2 separate regions of the Homo sapiens genome follow, and region 1 is linked to region 2. The links are chromatin contacts, found by Hi-C or POLR2A ChIA-PET in ENCODE. All regions are on one chromosome and are shown on one strand. The core of a region is the stretch at or near the end of the contact, and the rest is flanking DNA. Distances in the headings are between cores, read along the strand shown. Region 1 overlaps TECTB (tectorin beta). Region 2 has its middle 22 kb from the start of TECTB.

The links. Hi-C counts contacts between places; a loop is a spot of excess contacts on that map. ChIA-PET counts read pairs that join two places held with the same protein, here RNA polymerase II (POLR2A). Pooled maps may share reads with other maps.
Region 1: a loop to region 2 is called in a map of HepG2, with 7 times the contacts of the local background. The contact joins two enhancer-like sites. A Hi-C loop is called at or near these places in 2 of 168 maps with a recorded cell type or tissue (Caco-2 and HepG2) and 1 of 50 pooled maps. POLR2A ChIA-PET finds 5 or more read pairs at or near these places in 4 of 52 experiments (A549, HepG2, activated CD4-positive, alpha-beta T cell and 1 more).

What each region holds. Positions count from the first base shown.
Region 1 is chr10:112,290,623-112,297,648 of GRCh38, reverse strand. TECTB (tectorin beta) reads right to left here. Exons shown (of 11, transcript NM_058222.3): 6 at 3,808-3,911; 7 at 3,588-3,671. Among named protein-coding and RNA genes, the nearest start is that of MIR6715A, 5.5 kb to the left of the region's middle. Within about 2 kb of position 1,257, at least 4 of the 41 ENCODE cell types and tissues checked have a DNase peak (open chromatin) inside an H3K27ac peak, as active enhancers do.
Region 2 is chr10:112,258,415-112,265,375 of GRCh38, reverse strand. No RefSeq gene overlaps it. Among named protein-coding and RNA genes, the nearest start is that of TECTB, 22 kb to the left of the region's middle. Within about 2 kb of position 4,020, at least 3 of the 41 ENCODE cell types and tissues checked have a DNase peak (open chromatin) inside an H3K27ac peak, as active enhancers do.

The DNA of each region.
Region 1 (7,026 bases), core at 8-2,507, 35 kb before region 2:
ATTTCTGTGTGTGAACTGTGAGGTTTTGCATTGAAAATTTGTATTTATGGTATATTATTTAAATTATATATATCTACATAGTTACTTTTGTAAAAATGTGGTCACATTTTTAATATAAGCACAGAAATAATGACTGAAGGATACCGTCTAAATGTTAACACAGGCTGATACAAAGGGATAAAATTATGGGCATTTTTGGTTTTCTTCTTTGTATTTTTATGTATTCTTCCAAATTCTCTATAATGAGAATACAATATTTGTATGATATTCCAACGTCTCAAAGGTAATAATTCAGTTTAAAAAATGACACAGATGGGCATTTATTTAAGCTAGTGGTTCTCGCTTGGTCCACTTTGTGCCCCAGGGGACATTTGGCACTGTGATTGTCCAGGCTGGGGGAAGTGCTGCTGGTATCTAGTGAGTGGGCGGAGACCAGGGCTGCTGCTGAACGTCCTACAGTGCACAGCACAGCCCCCACAGTGGAGAATGGTCCCACCCCAAATGTCAAGGTGCCAACATTGAGAAACCCTAGTTTCAGCAAACATACTTTTTCATTTAACAAAGACTGATGACCTAAGTGCCGTTCCTTTAACTAGGTGTTGGAAACAGACGCAACCATTCTTGGGACTGTACAGAGAAGCCCACACTATTGTGGGGGTTTGTTATCTGCAGGTAGCACGGGGTAGCAGGGTCTGTCGCTCTGCAGGAAAAGGTCTATGTTTCGAAAGCGTCAGACCACTGAATAGCACCATAGCAGGCCCCAGATTAATGCAACTCTGAAGCATCTTTCTTCTTGTATGGTAAACTCGGCACACACGCCAGAGAGCGGTCCAGTTACCCCAGGGAACCTTCATGATGTTCTCTACCCCACCCCTTTTCCCTCAGAAACAGACAACGGGGGGCCAAGCTAAAGGCAGGCACTAAGGAAGTCAAGTGTGAGAGTGAGGGAGTGAAGTGAGGGAATGCTGTACCTTTGTATCTGGACCAGGGGTCAGAGCCGGGTCTGTGTGTGGTGGGCTCTGAACAGTGATGAAACTGTGGCATTTTCCAAGTTGTGAAACAAGACTTCTGTAGGATCATTTTGTCAATAAACACGAGATCCTCGTATGAACTCAAGATGGGAGTTCTTAAAATAGCTCTTTGCAGCCAGAGTGCCCCAGGCATGGTCAGCCAGTGGAAAATAATGTAAGCAGAGCTTTGTCAGGGGGTGGGGAGGAGGCAAAAAATAGGCAGATCTAGATGCCTTGGCACTGCTGCTTCTTGGCACCAGCTGCAGCACCCACACTTCAGTGGCAGCTGCCTCTAGATGGTGGAAGCCCACAGGAGGCTTTTATGCCCTCTCTGCATGAGCCTCCTTTCCCATGTCAGATTGCTCTTTGAGATAAGTATGCTGCTTTTGGGGCATCCATGTGTACAGGGAAATTCCTTATGATATATCTCCTGCCATCTCTCCAGGAACTTTTGCAAACTGGGTTTTTTTTTTCCAAAGGGGCCCAGTGTTGTGAGCAAAAATCATCTGGAGATTGTGGGAGTGGACTTTTCCATTCTCCCCTTTGGCACTGAACTTTGTGCATGTATCTCCAACTTTGAGGTGCCATGTCAACTAGGAAGAATGTAGAAATGGGTCGGGATGTCTTACATCTGGCTGTGTTGAAATGCAGATTCCGTGGGTTTCCCCAGAGTCCTTCTGATCTGGTAGGTTTACAGTACACCTGCATACGTAATAGGCACCCTACACAGTTTGTGTGTACACTAGAGCTTGAGGACAATTGTGCAGACCACCCAAAGCCACAGGCATCCCTTTTTCAGCCATGTTGCACATCTGCCAGATGGGAACAACGGCACTAGAACTCCCTGCAGAGAGATGATTCCAGGGGTAGCAGAAGCCTTTGCCTAGTGTGACCATTGCCTGAGAGAGGTTCCCAGTGCCTGATAGCAATTTCTGGTCCCTGCAGGTCAATACGTTATTTCAGAATTCCTGGAGTCATTTGATTGCACCATTGCTAACAGAGGCTGAATGAATTGAATCATTCAATGGCAGATGTGAGGTAAACACCCAGATTAAGCTGCCATCTCTACAGGAGGCTTTGCTGGGCTGCACAGGTGTGCCTCGGCCAGCCTGTCCTGTCCAGGCCACTCAGGAGGTAACACTGACTGAGTCTGAATCCCAGGCCTTCTCCTTACTAGCTCCATATCTTGGGCACATTTCTGGACCTGTGCCTCAGTTTTCTCCTCTATAAAATAATGATTATTATACTGTCTACTTTAGAGAGGGTTTAATGACATTTAGATAAATTAATATTTGTAAAACACCTATCTAGAACAATGTTTGGTATATTGTAAGAGCTGTATAAGTGTTTGCTAAATAAAAATAGAGGTCCAAAATAGCTCCACTTTTGTTATCCAATTATGTTTATCCTTGACATTAATTTTTCCTTGGCCTGATGGGTTCTGAGAATAACACAGGCACATTGGTCTGTTACATGCTTTGTTTAGAGAATGATCTCTTCTTTGTTTACTGCTAATTATGTGTATGATGTCCACATCTCTTGTCTAGCCCTGTCTCTCCTCTAATTTCCAATAGTACAATTCTAAGTACTTCTGGACAATCATCATTTGAAGCTTAACATGTCTGTTAGTGAACTCAGCGAGAATCCATATTTCCTTATCCAAAAACCTCCTTCTCCAACAGCCAAATCCAGACACTCTTCCTCAGCTTTGTAGTCCACAGATTTAAGAACACAAAGCCATCTTTTTCCATTACTCCCCAGATTTCTTGCGCTGTCCTTTCCTCCACCTCCTATCTGATTAGTTCCTACATTTTCTCATTCCTGCAGAAGCATCTCCCTACTTTTTATTACCTTGTTCCATTCACTTGGCTACAATAGCAGTTCATGTCTTATCACCCTTGCACAATAGCTGCCAGGGCCTCTAATCTGGTTTTTCTCCCTTCCATGCACGTTTCTAAACCATCCTGTGTATGACTTCCAGCATTGCCTTTCTAGGGCGCACTTCTAGTACTACTTTAGTGCTTTACTCCAAATTGTAAAAGCTCCCGGTTATCTACTTAATTAGTAATAAAAACAATGATCTTATTTAAAATGGTTGGACTATCTAGCAAGTACCATCTGCTAAGCTTTTGATATCGATTATTTAATTTAGTCATCATCACCGTGGTTCTGTTGTCAGACTAATTGGATTTGAATTCAGCCTGCACACTTCCTCTTGCACACATACACACATGCACACACACGCATGCGCACACACACATTTAATATGAGACCTTACCCTCTCTTGTGCCTCAGTATTCACATCTGTAAAATGGGGATGATAGTAAAACTAACTTTCTTGTTGTACGGCTTAAAGGAGTTAATATAAGGTAAAGCTCTCAGAACAGTATCTGGCCCCTAGAATGCACTATGTCCTGTTTCTTAGTATTTGTTCTTTGCCTGGAACCACAGATGGTGTCACTGCTGTAACTCCAGCAGGCTTCACCTCTTCCTCCCAAGCTTTCCCAAGCCAGAGCAAAGTAGCCCGATAAATGCCTGGTTCCACTGTTCAGCCCTGTCTCTAGATAGTGTACCTACCCCTTGTTGATCAGCTGCCACTGCAAGGGATACATGAAGTCAGCCGAGGGGGTGGCCCAACAGCTGTTCAAGACCACTTTAAACCTGGAAATAAAACAAAATGGCATCACTTTGAAACAGAGAATCTTATGCCTACAAACATCTGATGATTAAAAAGTATGTCAGCTAGTCTTTTTTTTCTTTGCATTTAAACATATAAACTTGGAGGAAATGTACTTACCTAATGCTTAACCCTTTGGCTTCCACTCCTGCAAACAGATCTGAACCGATTTCGGATGCCTCCAGGACAAAGGGAGCTTCTTTCTTGATGGAGAACTTGGCATTCTTTGGAAGGAAATTGACACTGGGCATTATGAACTCTCAGATTGAGCAGCTAGGTCTACCAGGAGCAGATGAATTGGGATGGGGTGGGGATGAGAATCAACCCAAAGACATAAGCAGGTGAGACCATAGAGTGATCCTCCAAGACCAGAGAAATTCTAAGTCTTAAGACACTATGCCATCTTAGAAGGGATGAGGACATCATATAATCACGTATTCTAGATTTGCTCATTATAGTGAGACACACACTGTATGTCTCATTTATGCCAATGAGATTTCACTAATGGAAAACAAGTGAAATTCAGGGATATTAAGGCACTGTGTTATACTGAATCGCCCAAGGACACAGGGACTGAGCACATACAACACCCGCCTCTGCCCTCACTCGTTGCTACTTTTTGCCTGAGCAGATTTCAGCGTGGGTTGGGAAGTGTAGGATCAGATTCCCAGATTCCCAGTACAATCATCAACAACAATAACAACCACTACCACAATGTATTGATCAACTACTATGTGTTGGGCACTGACGATGGACTCTGTCAGGATTTTGTTAGCGAACAAAGCAAAGATATCTGCCTTCAATGATCTGGCATATTCTAGCAGGGGAGACAAACAGTAAGTAAGTAAATGATATAATATGTAACTATAGACCATAGGACATTATCTAGAAAAGCTATAAAACATGCAGAGTGGGATAAGGAAGATCAGGAGTGTGAGGAAGGGCAGGTTGCAGTTTTAAATACAGTGGTTGGGGAGGCCTCACTGAGGATGTGACATTTGAGCAAGATTTGGAGGAAGTGAGGAGGGGGGCCATGTAGCTATCCAGGGAAGAATGCTTGAGTCAGGATAAAGGCCCTGGGGCAGGACTGTGGCTGGCAGCACAGCAAGGAGGCCAGTGTGGCTGGAGCAAGTAAGTGAGGCAGGAGGGTGGAGAGTGGGGAGCGGGGTGGGGGTGAGGTTAGATAAGTTGTGGGGGCTGATCAAGAAGACTGGGGCTGGCTGGGCGCTGTGGCTCACACTTGTAGTCTCAGCGCTTTGGGAGGCTGAGGCAGGCAGATCACTTGAGGCCACAAGTTCGAGACTAGCCTGGCCAACATGACGAAACCCTGTCCCTGTTAAAAATACAAAAATTAGCTGGGTGTGGTGGCAGGCATCTGTAGTCCCTGTAATCCCAGCTACTCTGGAGGCTGAGGCAGGAAGATCTCTTGAACCTGGGAGGTGGAGGTTGCCATGAGCCAAGATTACACCATTGCACTCCAGCCTGGGTGACAGAGTGAGACTCTGTCAAAAACAAAAAACAAAAAACCTCAAAAACTAAACACTGGGTCTTACTCTCTGAGTGCAGTGGGGCAGCAAGGAGTCAACACCACGATGTGAGCACAGTAACAGCAGGTTCTGATCACTGGCCTGGCATGTGGGATATTTCCCTGCCATTCTCATCAGGACATGCTGGGTGAGCTGTTAGGAATAACAGCAGTGTTTCTGTTTGACTTACTCAAAGGAGGCTGATTTCTCCATTCTCTGAGTCTTGAGTTCATTCAACCCTAGTAACAATCTTGAACTGCTCTGTGGATTAGCTTTCTTTCTTTCTTTTTTTTTTTTTTTGAGATGGAGTCTTGCTCTGTCACCCAGGCTGGAGTGCAGTGGCGCGATCTCGGCTCATTGTGAACTCTGCCTCCCGGGTTCACGCCATTCTTCTGCCTCAGCATCCCGAGTAGCTGCGACTACAGGTGCCTGCCACCACGCCCGGCTAATTTTTTGTATTTTTAGTAGAGACAGGGTTTCACCGTGTTAGCCAGGATGGTCTCGATCTCCTGACCTCGTGATCTGCCCGCCTCGGCCTCCCAAAGTGCTGGGATTACAGGCGTGAGCCACTGCGCCCAGCCTGTGGATTAGATTTCAGAGACAAAAGCATTACCATGGAAGGGCAAGGATCCTGGGCTAACCCGAGCTTCCACCGCTAACTTGGGACACACTATAGGCAAGTCAGCCTTTCAGGCCTCAGCTTCTTCCTATGCAAAATGGACATAACCTTTGTGACTTTATGTAATAGGAGAATAAAGCTTAGACCAGGTTACTGTTTGAAAGATTGAGTTTCATAGACCTGGAGATTTGCAGAACTGCAATAGGTAGACAGTGGCAGGAGGAACGGATTTCAGCAAGGATGTCTAGTTAAAATGGACTTTATAGTATTCCATGGTGTATATGTACCACATTTTCTTTATCCAGTCTGTCACTGATGGGCATTTGGGTTGATTCCATGGCTTTGCTATTGTGAATAGTGTTGCAATGAACATATGCATGCATGTGTCTTTGTAATAGAATGATTTATATTCCTTTGGGTTGCATGTATCTTTGTAATAGAATGATATACATTCTTTTGGGTATATACCCAGTAATGGGATTGCTGGGTCAAATGGTCTTTCTGGTCGTTTGCAAAGATGGATGGAGTTGGAAGCCATTATCCTCAGCACACTAACAGAGGAACAGTGCATGGTCTCACTTATAAGTGGGAGCTGAACAATGAGAACATATGGACACAGGGAGGGGAACAACACACACTGGGGCCTGTTGGTGGGTGGGGTGGGGGAGGGAGAGCATTTGGAAAAATAGCTAATGCATGCTGGGCTCAATACCTGGGTGATGGGTTGCTAGGTGTAGCAAACCACCATGACATATGTTTACCAGTGTAACAAACTTGCACATCCTGCACATGTACCCCAGAACTTAAAATAAAAATAACAAATAAAGATAAAATAAAGTGGACTTTACCCCTCACATGTCAAACACACAGGGACTTTGTTGAGACGACTCAGAATCTCTTTTGTTTCCTAGTACCTCTGACATTATTTTACTGATGGCAAGTCCAGCAAGGGCTGCCTGATTCAGTCACCTAGAAGTCAGTTGCTTCCTCCCATTTGTCAGCCCCTGCACCATTTAAATGACTGCAATAATTGGATAATAATGTTCTTAATCATAAGGGATCTACTGGCTTAAAATGCAGGTTGAAGTGGCAGATTTACAGTGATTTTTAATGTTCCTTGTTATGTTCTGAGATTTGTCATATTTTGAGAGGCCATTTTCAAATATAGGAACTTACCTGGGGACCCCGATGTAG
Region 2 (6,961 bases), core at 2,771-5,270:
CTCTTAGTTTGAGAAGCAAAGATTTTAACTGCTTAATTCTCTCTGTGGGGCCTAGAAGGCCAGGACAGGCCACTCCTTCCAGTTTTTCCTTTGTGGTTGCTACAGAGGTGAAGGATGACCTTTCCTGTCCTTCAGAGAGAAGCATCTGCTAAGAAGTTTCCCTCGATAATATTGGCTAACTCAGTAGCAAATCTTTGATGTATTGTTTGCTAACAGGGTTTCTGTCTCTTCTTTTCTTTTCTTTTTTTTTTTTTTTGAGACAGAGTCTTGCTCTGTTGCCCAGGTTGGAGTGGAGTGCAGTGGCACGATCTCAACTTAATGCAACCTCTGCCACCTCGGTCCAAGCAATTCTCATGCCTCAGTCTCCTGAGTAGCTGGGACTACAGGTGCACACTACCAAGCCTGGCTAATTATTTTTGTATGTATTCAGTAGAGACGGGTTTTCACCATGTTGGCCGGGCTGGTCTCAAACTCCTGGCCTCGGTGATCCATCCTCCTTGGCCTCTCAAAGTGCTGGGATTACAGACATGAGCAACCCCGCCCAGCCTCTGTTTTTTTTTCATCTTACTAAAGCCTCACCCCCATGGTAGCTGGGATCCATTCTAGAGTCAGGAGGTGAGGGAAACCAATATAGGGCCTGCCGACGTAGATCTAATTCAACCTTTTCATCTTGATGACCAGAAACCTGAGGTCCAGAGAGAGTAATTAGGAGAAGAACACTGAAATTCATTATCTGTGGGCTGGGCACAGTGCTAATTGGCCCTTTCCACCCTATGCCTTGTTTAACCCTCACAACCCTGTGAGATAATGGGTGCCATCTCCATTTTTCAGGTAATGAAACAGAGGCACAGAGAAGTCATCTAACTTCCCAAAGTCACACAGCCAATAAGCAGAGCTGAGATTTGCTATATAATTGCTCTGACTCTAAATCCAGGGATCTCTCCACCTTCTTGAGCTCCAAATGCTCACGACGTCCTGGGAGGAATGTTCCCGGGGTCTATAACACACTACCATCAAAGTGCTCATGTCTGCAAACAATTCACTTTTAAATTAAATTAGGAGGAATCACTATTCCTCACCTGCTCACATGCTTTCTTGGTTGGAAATGAAAGGGGAGGCATGGGTGAGTAAGAGATATAGGGGAAGAGAGGGATGGAGGGTATGGTATTATAAAGAATCTTCTAGAACATGTTGTCAACATAACATTTATTAATTATGGTTATATTTTACTTTTCCATACATTAAAAAAATAATAAATTTGTTCTCCTATGGAAAAGTCATCTGTCACTGGGTTGTGGCAGACTTTAAGTTGAGAAGTGTCACAAACCACCTGCTTTCAGGGACTTGCCTAAGGCCACTCTGACTAATCAGTAATAACTCTGGAATCAGAATTCAGGTGTCCCGGTTTCTAGCCTGAAACTTGTGTAATATTGCTGCTTTTAAAATTTGGCCTTTAAAATGACTTAAGGGGGACTCTAATTGGGAAGAAGGACTTGACCCCCTAACAGTATCTCAAAAGCTTTAACTAAAACCAGTGAAATAAATGAATCTGACTTTAAAAGTCTGCACCTTGCACACTTCTTTTCCTTCCTTCATCAATCCATAGAGCAAATGGTTCTGAGGAAGTGCTCATTCAGCATATGTTGGATGTATGAGTATGCATCTACTATGTACTTGGACAGTGAGTCTTAACACACTTTGACAATCAAATGAAAGCTCTGGGTTTTTGCGGCAGACAAGTGTAGAAATGAACATCCTCAAAAACATTTACATATATTTTTAGGGAGTTATTGGACTTGCTGAAGTTTGTTCATCGAGGTCCTAAGCGCTAGGGAAGGGCTTTTGGCCTAAGCATTAGCCCTTGAATCAGACATTGTTCCTGTTCTCAAGTTGCTCACAACCTAGTTTCTTGCTGCTCAACCCTTAAATTTCATAGCCTCTTCCACGCAAGGATGGAGAAACATGTTAATGAAGCACAGGGTGCTTCATCACAATTCCCAAAGCATTGAGCTTAAATCCATTTATTCTCAGGATTTTATAAGAAAGGCTTTATACTAGGTGCCATGAGCAAACAGAAACATACCCCACATAAGCCCTGCCCTCGAGGTATCCCTTGTCCATAAGGAAGCATCGAAAGTGATGCAAAATATGGCAATTTCAAGGCCTAGTGAGCAGGGCAGCTCATGAGGATCTTATGCGTTTGAAGCAGGGAGGGCAACTGGTGGGCTCGGGTGGTGCTCAGGTGATGGGAGGTGAAGCTGAGGCCAACTTCGTGCTGTTGGTTCCTGTGCCAGAGACTCAGATGGGGTAAGCAGGATTCTGTGCAGGGTAGGTACTCAGATGGTATGGTGGTAAAATCTCACCCCTAGGGCCCAACAATTGACATTACTAGAGAGAATTGCAGAGTGGGGAGGGGGAACCACGGAGCCAGAGGAACCTGGGTAGGGCCCACATCTCTACCAGCTACTGCCCGGGTATTCTCAGGCTGGTTCCTTAATCTCTTTGAGCTCAGCTCGCTTTCAGACTTGTTGGAAAAATTAGAAATCAGATGTAATACTGTGTGCATGCGGATGCTTAACAGGTTAAGGTTTGTTCATTATTACCCCTTAAGGGAAAAATATGTTAGGGACCAGGCCAATGTTAACTCCTCCAACTTGGCGCATGTCGACCCAACATTTTCAGATAGTGACTCATCCCTTCAAACCCATTTCACTCTGCAGCTTTGGGAAGGAGGAAGGAGCTATGCACTGGAAAACCTAATTTTGAGTGCCCAACTCGTCACTTACCAGCTTGTGATAACCCTCAGCAACATGTGTTCCTCAATTTCCTCATCTGTAGCATGGAATACGATAGCTATTTAATAGGGCTGTTGTGAAGATTAAATGAGAGAATATATGTTGCAAAAAATAAAGCCATTGGGAATGATCCACAAAATGCCTGTTGACATCATGATGATCTGACCAAGCCCTGGTGGAATTGTATGGACCAAGGCAACGCAGTTGCGCTGTCATTTCTGAAGATGAAGATGGCAAGTGTGATCAGATGGAGGCTGGGCTAATGGTTTCATGCATTCTCTCTTTTCCTAGGCTCATCAGAATAGAACCCTGAAAAGGACGTGAAAGGGACAAAATGAATATTTACCAGGAGCCTGCTATATGCCGGCACTGAGACAGATGGTTTGTACACATTAGTGCATTTCATACTCATAGAGCCCCAACAGATCTTTATGCCTGTTCCAGTTTAGGGATGGAATAAGCTCAGGAGATCCTCTTAAGAACCTCATAATTAGAATTGCCCTGCGATATGACAGAAGGTAGTTTTATGCGGGGGAAAGAAATGAAGAAAAACGACAGGGTTCACATGGAGGAATTGAGGAAATGCAACCCTGGATGGTTCTAGCATCCTCTTTGCAGAGACTTAGCATTTCATGGAACACTAATGTTTCAGAGCAAGAAAAGTGGGTATATGGAGATGATCTAGATTGAATTCTTTTTTTAAAAAATGAGGAAATTGCGGCTCAGATAGTAAGGGACTCACCCATACTCACAGATATGAAGTGAAGAAGGCTAGATTAGAAGTTAGCTCCCTGACTTCTTAGTCCAGCCCTGTTCTATTGCACCATTATTTCATGCTTCTGTGTGTGCCTGTTGGTCTGACTAGGGAAAGGAAATTTGAAGAGGAAAATCACTTTTGGGTTTATTGCTCAAGTGAGAGGCCAGGGGTCATTGAAAACATTAGACTTTCAGCATCGCTGGAATGATTGTCGGTAACACTTGATGGATTCCTTTGATGTCCAGGACTCCCCTTTCTGGGTCTTAGGGAAGCAAGGTCACAAGGCTTTGGAAACTTTGATGTTCACGTGAGCAATTAATGCTTTGCTGCAACTGAACTTTGCCACTTGAACATTATTAGTTTTGAAAGAAGCTGCCTGGCCTCAGAGTTCAAGTTAAACTTGCAACTGGAGCTATGTCCTAAGAGTCAAGCAAGAGGAGTAAAGCGCAGTGGCTGTGGCATGAGACATGAATGATTCAGCACATATTTATCAAGTGCCTGCTCTTTCTCTGTGCAGGGCTCTGTTGAAGACCTTCCTAACTGAGGGAGGTGGACCACAACAAATAAGTGAAATACATAGTGGTGAAAAGAACTATGGGGAAAAGCAAAGCAAGAGAAGGAGAAAGGAAGTTCTAGGAGTGGAGAGTGGGGTTCAGGGTAGGCCTCGCTGAGAAGGGGAGACATATATATGTATATATATAAAACTGTGGTAAGAACAGGTAACATGAGATCTATCCCATCAACAAAAATCTAAGTTAACTACACACACAAGGTTGTGCAGCCGACCTCCAGAGCTTCCTCATTTTGTATAACCAAAACTTTATGCCTGTTGAATAGTAACTCCCCATTGCTCCTCCTCCGGCCCCTGACATCTACCATTCTACTCTCTGTTTCTATGAGTTTGACACGTTTAGATACATTATATAAGGGAAATCATGTAGTGTTTGTCCTGTATCTGGCTTATTTCACTTAGCATAATGTCCTCCAGTTCGTCCATGTTTTGGCATATGGCAGGATTTCCTTCTTTTTATGGCTTCATAATATTCCATTATGTGTGTATAACCACACTTGCTTTATTCATTCATCCATTGATAGACATTTAGGTTGTTTCCTTATTTTGGCTATGGTGAATAATGCTACAATAAACACAGAAGTGGAGATTTATTTTCGACATACTGATTTCATTTCCTTTGATATATACCCAGTAGTGGGATTGCTGGATAATATGGTAGTTCTATTTTTAATTTTTCAAGGAACCGCCATACTGTTTTCCATAGCCGCTATACCATTTTCCATTCCCACCAACAGTGTACAAAGGTTCCCATTTCTCCATATCCTCACCACAACTTATCTTTTGTTTTTAAAGAACAGCCAAATAGGTGTGAGGTGATATCTCATTGTCATTTTGATTTACATTTACCTGATGCTTAGCAATGTCGAACTTCTTTTTATATACCTGTTGGCCATTTGTGTGTTGTCTTTGAAGAAATGTCTATTCAAGTCCTTTGGCCATTTTTAAGTTGGGTTATTTGAAGTTTTGCCGTTGTGTTTTAGGAGGTAAAGGAGACGTTTGAACAAAGACTTGAAGGAGGATTAGAGAGTACAAAGCCACACCAATGACTGGGGAGGAGTTCTTCCAGGCAGCGATAACAAGAAGCAAAAAGTATTAGAGACAGGAGCCTGTATGGGGAGATGGAAGAGTAGCAAGGAGGCCAGTATGGCTGGACTGTGAGTTAGGAAAAGTCATAAGACATGAGGTCAGCATGGTACCAGGGACCAGAGCTGAGGTGGAGAAGTAGTCTGATATGGGGTATATTTTGAATGTGATATCACAACAAATCATCCAATACATCTTTAGTTAACAAATATGCAATGTGTGCTTTCTACATTCAAGGCAAATACAGCACAACCCTGAAGCACTCACCATAAAGGTGGGGTGACAAGAAAGGTAAACAAATAACTGCAATACAAGGCATGTCATAAGCAACACAGAGAGGAGCAAATCACTAGGGGATGTTCCTCTTGTTCCCAATCAGGGATAATTAAAGGCTTTGCTGGTTTGGCCTTTGACAAGGTTTTCAAGAATGGATAGAATTTCTAAAGTCTTTTTACTGTTCTGGTAATAAATATTAATATAACATAAGTTCATCACAAAAATGTTGTAAAGTGCAAAATATAAAATAACCACCAATAATCCCACACCCAGAAATAATCACTATTAATATTTTGATGTATTTTCTTTTTCTTTCCCCTATAGAATCAATTTCCCCTGTACAAGCAATTATATAATCAGTCAATTTATACAGTCACACACAGTATAAAACTTAGATCAAACTGTTCACAGATTTATAGTATCATTTTTCATTGAATAAATTATGAGCATTTTCTAAGACTATATAATCTTTGAAATGTTAATTTTATTTATTGCTTGGTATTCAATTATATTGCACCATGAGTGGTTCAATAATCTTCCATTGTTGGAAATGTATTGTTTTCTTTACTATTATATAGATAGTTCCACTTTACCATTCAAAATGCTCACCTCATTAAACATCATTATTCATAAATCTTTGTGCATATTTCTAATTATTTTCTTAACGATACATTATTGTACTGGAATTACTGGATTAAAGAATATGTATATAAAGTTCTCAAACATATTATACCTATTAATCAACTTTCCTTCAAAAGGTTGTAACAATTTACATGCCCAAAATAAATCTAAGAGAAGATCTGTTTTCCTATGCTCAAATTAATAATGGTCATTGATACCAAAAAAGAAATTTCCAATTTGAAAGGTTTAAAAAGAATCTCACTTTTATTCCTGATTCAGTTAGTTTTGTTGTATAACAGAACATTCCCAAAATAGTGGCTTATGAAGAAAACCACTCATTTAGCTAATGATCTGTGAATCTGAAATTTGGGCTAAATTCAGTTGGGGTCACTCATGCAGCTACTATCAGATAAGGGCTCTACTTTTAAAGGATTTGCTGCTTATTGGTAACAAGGGCAGGGAAGTTTGTGACTGGATAACGTACTTCTCATCATCCATCAAGGGCTTCCTTATGTGGCTGGCAAGGAGTTCTGAGATACAAATTCTTTTCAAGTCTCTGCTTGGATAGCACCTGCTAACATGCCATTGGCAAAACCAAGTGACATGGTATCAGCATGGCAGCAGGTTCCTTGCTGTTCACATGGCAAGGAGGTTGGAACAGAATGAGGGAAAGAACTTGTGACAGTCTACCAAGGTTATTACAAACAAAATAGAACAAGACCAAATATTTGTTTAGCAATTATTTGTGTGCCAAACACTTTCCATGCATTATCTCATTGAATCCTCACAACTGTCCTGTGAGTAGGTGCTATTATCTCAATTTAGAGCTTAAGGATTGTATCAGTTGAAAGCAGA